Linked DNA regions of Homo sapiens: region 1 is linked to region 2. Evidence: chromatin contacts called from ENCODE Hi-C or POLR2A ChIA-PET data. All regions are on one chromosome and are shown on one strand. The core of a region is the stretch at or near the end of the contact, and the rest is flanking DNA. Distances in the headings are between cores, read along the strand shown. Region 1 holds the start of TCHP (trichoplein keratin filament binding). Region 2 holds the start of FAM222A (family with sequence similarity 222 member A).

Region 1 (4,018 bases), core at 310-2,809, 190 kb after region 2:
TGTCCTGAGCTCAAGTGATCCTCCCACCTCAGCCTCCCAAGTTGCTAGGACTATAGGTGTGCACCACCACAGCCTGCTAATTTTATTTATTTATTTATGTATTCATTTATTTATTTAATTTGGAGGTGGAGTCTCACTTTGTCACCCAGGCTGGAGTGCAGCAGCGCAATCTTGGCTCACTGCAACCTCTGCCTCCCAGGTTCAAGCGATTCTCCTGCCTCAGCCTCCCGAGTAGCTGGGAGTATAAGCATCTGCCATCATGCCCGGCTAATTTTTGTATTTTTAGCAGAGACGGGGTTTCATCATGTTGGCCAGGCTGGTCTTCAACTCCTGACCTCAGGTAATCCACCCTCCTGGGCCTCCCAAAGTGCTGGGATTACAGGCGTAAGCCACTGAACCCAGCTGAGGCCATGATGCTGCATCCAGGAAAAACAGAGATGAATAAAGAATGGAGAAATGAAGGGAAGAAGAAATGAAAGAATGGGAAAATGAAAGAAAAGAGAACAAACAAGTATTTTTCTTCATTTTCTTTTTAATGGAATAGTTGGCATGTAATACTTGTAGCACACGAGTTATAAAACATACTAATAGAATGAACACTTTTGAACTCACCACCAATATAAGACTATAATAGAAAGTTATCGGCCGGGTGCAGTGGCTCACTCCTGTAATCCTAGCACTTTGGGAGCCTGAGGCAGGCGCATCACGAGGTCAGGAGATCGAGACCATCCTGACCAATATGGTGAAACCCCATCTCTACTAAAATACAAAAAATTAGCTGGGCGTGGTGGCGTGCGCCTGTAGTCTCAGCTACTCGGTAGGCTGAGGCAGGGTAATCGCTTGAACCCGTAAGGCGGAGGTTGCAGTGAATCGAGATCACGCCACTGCACTCCAGCCTGGCGACAGAGCAAGACTCTGTCTCAAAAAAATAAAAAAGTTACCAATAACTTCCATCTACTTATGCCAGCAGGCCTCTGCCCAAGTTGTACATTGAACACACCTGGGGAATTTTGGAAAACACTGATACTCTCAGATGGGATTTGGGGTTTGGTTTGGGCATCTGGATTTTTTAAAGGTATCTGGATTTTTTCTTCTTTTTTTTGAGACAGTGTCTGGCTCTGTCACCCAGGCTGGAGTGCAGTGGCACAGTCATGGCTCACGGCAGCCTCGATCTCCTGGGCTCAACTGATCCTCCCGCCTCAGTCTCCCGAGTAGCTGGGACCACAAGTCCCACCATGCCCGGTTAAGTTTAAAAAATTTTTTAGAGACAGGAGTCCCTCTGTGTTGCCCAGGCTGGTATCTGGTGATTCTCACGCGCAGCCAGGTTTGAGGACCACTGACTTACATTCTCTTCCCCCTGGTTTCCACCTTCACCTTCACGTGATGGTAACCACCATCCTGAAATACGTGTAGTGCATGGACGGATTCTTTGCCTCCATGCTTCCCTATTTCAAGGAGCAGCGACGTTTGCTATTTATCTCCCGCTGGCCACGACGGGGCACCAGAGAAAAACACAGGCTCCCTACGCGCTGAAGGAGGCTTGGCCCTTGCGACGCTCCGTCGTCGGGCTCGTTGCCGGTGCAAACAGGGAGGAAACAGCCGGCGTTGCTGTAGCGCGTCTGGGAATTACACCGGGGGACTGGCCGGCCCGCTTCGTGCCTGCGGGAAGTCGGGCCGGGGGACTCTTCGGAAACTCCGAGCCTCAGAGAAATGTGAGTCGGAGGGTTGGACTAGGCCGGATCCGGCGTTAGGGCGGGGGCCCGCAGGCGGCCCGCGCGGGCGGGAACCGGGGCGGCAGTCAGCGGGCGCGAGCTCAGGGCGCCTCCGGGGTCCTCACTGCGCTCCCCACGCGCTGTGACCCCATTTGTTGCACGTGCATGTTCAGGTCGAGAGAGGGATGCGACGTGTTCGGGGAGCAGCCCACCTTGTGGGTGGCCAATCCGGGACGGGAATCTTAAACTTTTAACTCTTGGTGCAAAGACTGATCCACTGGCGGCTTTACGGGAGCGGGAAAAAAGTATGTGAAGCTTGCCACGGTCTCGAGACCGAGGTCACACGTTAGCAGCCTGCCGGCTACATTTGGACCATAGACGCAGAGTGTTTGCCCCCAAAACTGGAGGACCTCCAGAATGAGATTCTTGGCGTGCACCAGGCCTTTTCGCTCATTCAGCCGGCGTTCCTACCCAGGCACTGCATCGACCCTACACTTGAGGACAGCTTTTGGGTCAGGGGAATTGGTGCCTGGAGTGAGACTGCTCTCTGCTTTCAAGGCTCCAGCTGTATCCCTACATTGCTCAGGCAATTCCTCTCTCTAGGTCTCAGCTTCTTCATCTGCAAGATGAAAGGTCTGTCCTCCATGGTAGCCCAACATACTTCCGAGTGTTATTATCAGTCCCCTCCCCGGGGACTGCCAGAGCCAGGGCAGGTTGGTCCCAACAGGCAGCCCCTTGCAGCAGAGAGAGCCTGGGCTCTGGTCTCAGACGGACATGAATTAGGAACCCAGCTTGTTTATCTCCTTTACTTCCTGGCTCTGTGATCCTGAGCAAATCACTTTGTAATGCTTAACGTTGTTTTTACTAACCTTGTTTTTTAATGCCTTACCTTGTTTTTACTAACCTTGCTTTTAGACTCTTTTTTTCCCCTTAATCACCTAGCCTTGTTTCCACATGAATTAGCTCTCCCTTAGTTGAGAAAGCCGGATGAACTCCATCTGGTTCCCTCATTTACAAGACATCAAGGACTCCTTACCCACCCCTTTCCTCAAGGAGTTAACTTGTGTAAGCAGAATCTCAACATATCAAAGAGTCCAATTAACTGATAAGGTACTGAAACAAGCAATGTACGAAGTTCCCAGGATTTTGCTCAAAAGATAACACCATAAAACCTTGAGTTGGTGTCGGGCAGAGCACCCATATCTAACATTTTATGAAAGATTTAGAGCCCCTGCACCTGGAACTGTTGTTTCTCTGTAACCATTTGTCTTTTAATTGTTTCTCTGTGACTCTTTGTCCTTTTAATTTTTGCATGTTTTTACTTATGTAGAATTGTTGCATCTGAGCTCCCCTCCCCTTCCTAAACCAAAGTATAAAGGAAAATCAAGCCCCTTCCTCGGGCCAAGAGAATTTATTAGCCGTCTCTTGGGCACTGGCTAAATAAAGGACTCTTAATTTCGTCTCAAACTGTGGCGTTTCTCTAACTCGCTCGGGTACAACAACTTTACCTCTTCAACGTAAGTTTCCTTACCTGCCAAATAGCGAGGTGATTGTAAGAATGAAAAAAAGTCATATGTATTGAGTGCTTGGCACATACATGTGTTCCTTACATTATTGTCTCTGTTTAAGCACAGCATAAATGCCCCCGATGTGCCTAGTCTAGCAATCTTAGGACAATCCCTGTGTCTGTCTGTTGTGTTCCTGGTGATGGCTGGCCCACAGCTGGGTGCACGCAGTCCAGAATTTTTTATGTTTTTGTTTTTTTGAGACAGAGTCTCACTGTCACCCAGGCTGAGTGCAGTGGCGCTATCATGGCTCGCTACAGCCGTGACCTCCTGGGCTCAAGCAATCCTCCTGCCTCAGCCTCCTGAGTAGCTGGGACTACAGGCGCACCACCACTCCTGGCTAATTTTTGATTTTTTATAGAGATGAGTCTCATGATGTGGCTGGTCTCCAACTCCCGGCCTCAAGTGATCCTCCTGCCTCAGCCACCCAAAGTGTTGGGATTACAGGCATGAGCCACTGTGTCTGGCTAAGGTTTATTTGTTTTGTTTTGTTGTGTTTTGAGATGGAGTCTTGCACTGTCGCCTAGGCTGGAGTGCAGTGGGACAATCTTGGTTCACTGCAACCTCCACCTCCTGGGTTCAAGTGACTCTCCTGCCTCAGCCTCCCAAGGAGCTGGGATTACAGACGCCCACCAGCACGCCTGGCTAATTTTTTGTATTTTTAGTGGAGACAGGGGTTTCACTATGTTGGCGCAGCTGGTCTCGAACTCCTGACCTCGTGATCTGCCCACCTTGGCCTCC
Region 2 (3,953 bases), core at 1,159-3,658:
CTGACCTCTCCTGCTGGACAGCTGCCTTGGAGCCTGCTGCTGTCGGAAATTCCACCATGAGCACATCGTGGACTCATAGAACTTCAGAGATGGAGGGGTCTTTTGAGATCTTCTCGACCTGGGGTTGTCAGCCCTGGCTGTATCAGGAACCACATAGGAGCTTTGGAAACTGCTGTCCCACCAAGGAGAGTCTGATTGGTAGGGCTGGGGTTTGGGTCCTACCCTCCATTTCATGGCAGGGGAAACTGAGGTCCAGAGAAGAGAAGAAACTCCCCTCAAGGTTGCACACGGTCAGACAGTGGCTGCCACAAGGTGCAATAAATCAACGTCAGGGCTCTGGACTTTGGTTCTGTCATTTGTGTGACCTTGGGTAAGTCATGTGGCCTTCCTCTGCTGTAGGATGTGCATAGTGATCGTATATACCTTATAGGGTTTCTGCGAGGGTAAAAGGAGTTATGTGAGATAAATAGCAGTGAGCCCATGCCTGACACACAGTAGGTGTGAAGTCATGGTGACCTACAATGAAAAAAATCCCAAACTTTTGACAGGCTGTGGTGCGAACTGCTGCCTTCTTCTCCTCTTCGCGATCTCTCTCATTTCCCAGGGTTTGCTTGTTACTGTCCCTCGCCCTGTCCTCAGCTGAAGTCTGGTCTCCCCACCTGTCCACACGCTGGGTCCACCCATCCAGTCGCCCCGGCCGCCCTCCCTGACGTCCCCGCAGCCCTGGCTGCTGGCCCGAGCGGGAAGCAGCTGGAGGCATAACACATTTCCAGGTAAATCCCCACCCCCACCTTCAGCCTGGGGAGGGAAGGGGAGGAGATGGGGGCGGCCGCGGAGAAATAGAGCGGAGCTGCTGGGAACAGCGCGCCGAGCAGCCGCTTAGAGGCCTGAAACAGGGCCAGCTCCTGTCCTAGATAAGGCGGCGGGTGACCCACTTGGGCCGGCCCTGGAGGTCCGCCGCGGGCGCCTCTCCCGGCGGGGTGGGTTGGCTCCTGGAAGTAGGCTAGGGCCCGTCTATAATCAGCCCGTCCGCTGGATACGCTCCCCAGGGTCTCCAAAGCCCTCCAGCCCGGGTGAGTACAGAGGGCATTTATTGAGCACTTAATGTGTGTTTTGAGTCCTTTACATGCAAGAATTCATTTTGCCCTCAAATCTACGCTGTAAGGTAGGAATTATGATGCCCCCCATTTCACAGACAAGAAACTGAGGCGCAGACCCGTGAAGGTAAATGGCCAAGACCAACAACCAGCAAGGGCAGGGCTGCAATCCCACCCAGTTTCGGTGGGACTCCAGGTATCACACGGGCATAGCCTGAGGGGTGGGGGGTCTGACTGCTGCTCTGCATTTCTGTGGGGATCTTTGTTATTATCCCGGAAAGCTGGCTTCCTACAGTGCTGTGTGATGGACACACAGCAACTGAGGGAACTGCCCCACCCAGGACTCAATTTCCCCATCTGTAAATGAGACTGCTAGACGGGCCGCCCATGGGCTGTGAGAACCCAGGAAGCTTCTTTAAAAGTAAAAGGGAAAGCACAGTATAGTTTGATAGATTCATATTTGAACCCCAGGTTGATGTGAAACTATGCCTCAGTTTCCCTATCTATTAAGTGGGGGAGTAGGCTAGTGCCTGTCTCCTGTGGGCGTGGGGTACGTCTAGAAGGTGTAGCTTGCAAATTGCTCAGCGCTGTGCTGGGTTATATAGTTAGCGCTCCACAGATCACAACTGTGATGCCAAAAACACATCGCTGCCAAAAATAAGCCTTAGGACAAAAACATCCAGGACCATGTCACTTCACATCTCCTTACCTCAGTTTCCTCTGTAAGTTGGAAGTATAATAATAGTACCTACCGTATCAGTTTTCTCATCTGTAAAATGGGGGTGATAGTAATACCCACTCACACGGTGTTGTGAGGATTAGATAAAATACTTTGCTACATAAGTGTTAGCTATAGTTGTTATTTTTAACAAATTCCTCATGAGGTTGGTTTTTGCCAAGATTAAATGAAATAATGCCGATAATGCACTTATACAGTGCCTTGTCCCAAATATGTGATCAGTAAATGACACTGGTTTTGCCACCCCTAGTGGGACTACAAAAACCAGCACGCCCTGCGCCCCCAGTCGGGGCCCCTCCACCCGGCGCCGGCGCGCAGCATGCCGGGAGTTGCAGTCCTCGCGAGGCAAGTTCCGCCTCGTCCCTGCTTGGGGGAGGAGGTTGGAGAGCCGCCCTGCCGGCCTTTGAATTTTGCCGCGAAAAGCGCGCGTGGCGGCCCCCGGCTCCGCCCCTCGCAGGACGCGGTGCCGCGTCACCCTGGTAACCGCCTCTCAGCCGCCGCTGATTGGGCTGGGCCGCGGGGGGCGGGCGGGGGACGAGACGCGGGGGCTGCTGCCGGCGCTCGCGCCTGTCAGTCGGGCCAGAGCGGAGCAGCGGGCAGGACTGCCTGGCCGGCTGCTCCGCGGAGAGGCTGCGCGCGCCGGCCGGGGGAGGCGGACAGCCGGGCCCGGCGCCTGTGGGGCGCGGCGCGCGGCACCCGGGCCTGAGACCAGGCGAGGCGCCGGCGCGCGCCAGACGGCGCGAGGCTGCGGCCCCGGGAGCCCCCGCGCGCCGCCCGGGGCCATGGGCGCGTGAGAGCCCAGCGCGCGCGGCCCCTGCTGCGGCTTGCGAGCTCGCACACCCGGTGCACAGTCCCCCGGGCCGTCCTCGTGTCCGTCCTGCGCCACTGGGATCGGCTGTTTCTCAGCGCCGAGGCCCCCGAGGCTGCATCCGAGCTTGCGTCGCCCGCTGCCGCCGCCGCCGCCGCTGCCGCCGCCGCTGTTCGCCGGCTTCCCCTCCCCCCACACCCGGGGCTCAGAGCAGGAGGAGGAGGGGCCGGTGCATTCTCGCCGCTGTTCTTTGCAACCTGCAGGGGCCGGTGTATGTCCGGCGAGGAGCCGGGGCCGCTGCGGGTGCGTGCAACCCCCGAAGGAGACAATCCCTCCACCTCGGGGCGAACCCGGGGGCTGCAAGCCGCGGGCGGGCGGGCGAGCGAGAGGAAGCAACAAAGACAGGCTGCAGCTGGGGCTGGCGAAAGGGGCCGCGGCCGCCGGGCTCCCAGCGCGGGCGGAGAGGGCGCCCTGGGAGCGGCGCGGGCCGAGCTGCAGCCTTGAGCGGGGCCCCGAGGGGAGGCGCAGCGCCGCCCGCCGGACGTGGCGATCACGGGCCCCGGCGAAGATGCGTCGCCTGAGCGCCCGCGCGGCCCCCGTCCGGGGCGGGCGTGACCCCTGCTGAACGGAGACCTCCCCTCCCCCCCGACTTCGGACGGCGCAGGCCGGCGCCAGGATAGCCCTCACCGACAGCGCCCCTTCCCACCCGGAGAGAGGCATCGACCCCCAAGGAGGGCTTCGTCAGGCAGCCTCTGCCACTCCTGCATGGCTGCGACCCGTCGAGCGGAGCGTCGTGGTAGCTGAGACCTGGTGCCCTTCGACGGCCTGGCTGATCCGGTGAGTTGTGCGGGGCGGGGTTCTGCGCTGGAGCTGGGGGCACCCCCTGGCGTCCGGGCAGCCAGGATTGGACAGAAGGGGTCCTAGGCTGTTGGGGGTCCTGAAGCAGAGATAACCCTTGTCCGCCCCTTTCCTCCCTCCAAACACAACTTGTTCAGATGGGCCAGCCGATGGGAGTGGAGGTTGGGGGGCCCATTCGGATTCCGCGGGACCCTGGGCGGGTTGGTTGCCAGAGAGGAAAGGTCACCCCACCCGTAAAGCTAACAAAGGTATTGGCTGTGTCATCCGAAAATTCCCCGGGAACTCCAGTGTCTTGGAAGGGCTGGGGGGTGGGGGGCACCCAGGATGGGAAAACGTTGAGGGTCTCCCGAGCAGCCTCTGAGATCTTCAAGGGAAATCACCTCAGAGGGGGATTTGGGGTTCCAGAAACGCAGGTGGCCACGTTTGAGAATTGTGCCCCATGGGGCTAGAC

What was found. A loop is a pair of places that touch in the nucleus more often than their neighbours do. ChIA-PET counts read pairs that join two places held with the same protein, here RNA polymerase II (POLR2A). Pooled maps may share reads with other maps.
Region 1: a map of CD8-positive, alpha-beta T cell shows a loop between it and region 2 (4-fold over the local background). The contact joins the promoter of TCHP here to the promoter of FAM222A in region 2. A Hi-C loop is called at or near these places in 1 of 168 maps with a recorded cell type or tissue (CD8-positive, alpha-beta T cell) and 10 of 50 pooled maps. POLR2A ChIA-PET finds 5 or more read pairs at or near these places in 1 of 52 experiments (Caco-2).

The regions. Positions count from the first base shown.
Region 1 is chr12:109,898,715-109,902,732 of GRCh38, forward strand. TCHP (trichoplein keratin filament binding) reads left to right here and starts at 1,560. Exons shown (of 13, transcript NM_001143852.2): 1 at 1,560-1,712. RefSeq lists enhancers at 1,283-2,123, 2,124-2,964 and a silencer at 1,781-1,890.
Region 2 is chr12:109,711,417-109,715,369 of GRCh38, forward strand. It overlaps FAM222A (family with sequence similarity 222 member A), which reads left to right and starts at 2,409. Exons shown (of 3, transcript NM_032829.3): 1 at 2,409-3,481. RefSeq lists an enhancer at 871-1,434 and silencers at 2,140-2,469, 2,500-2,549.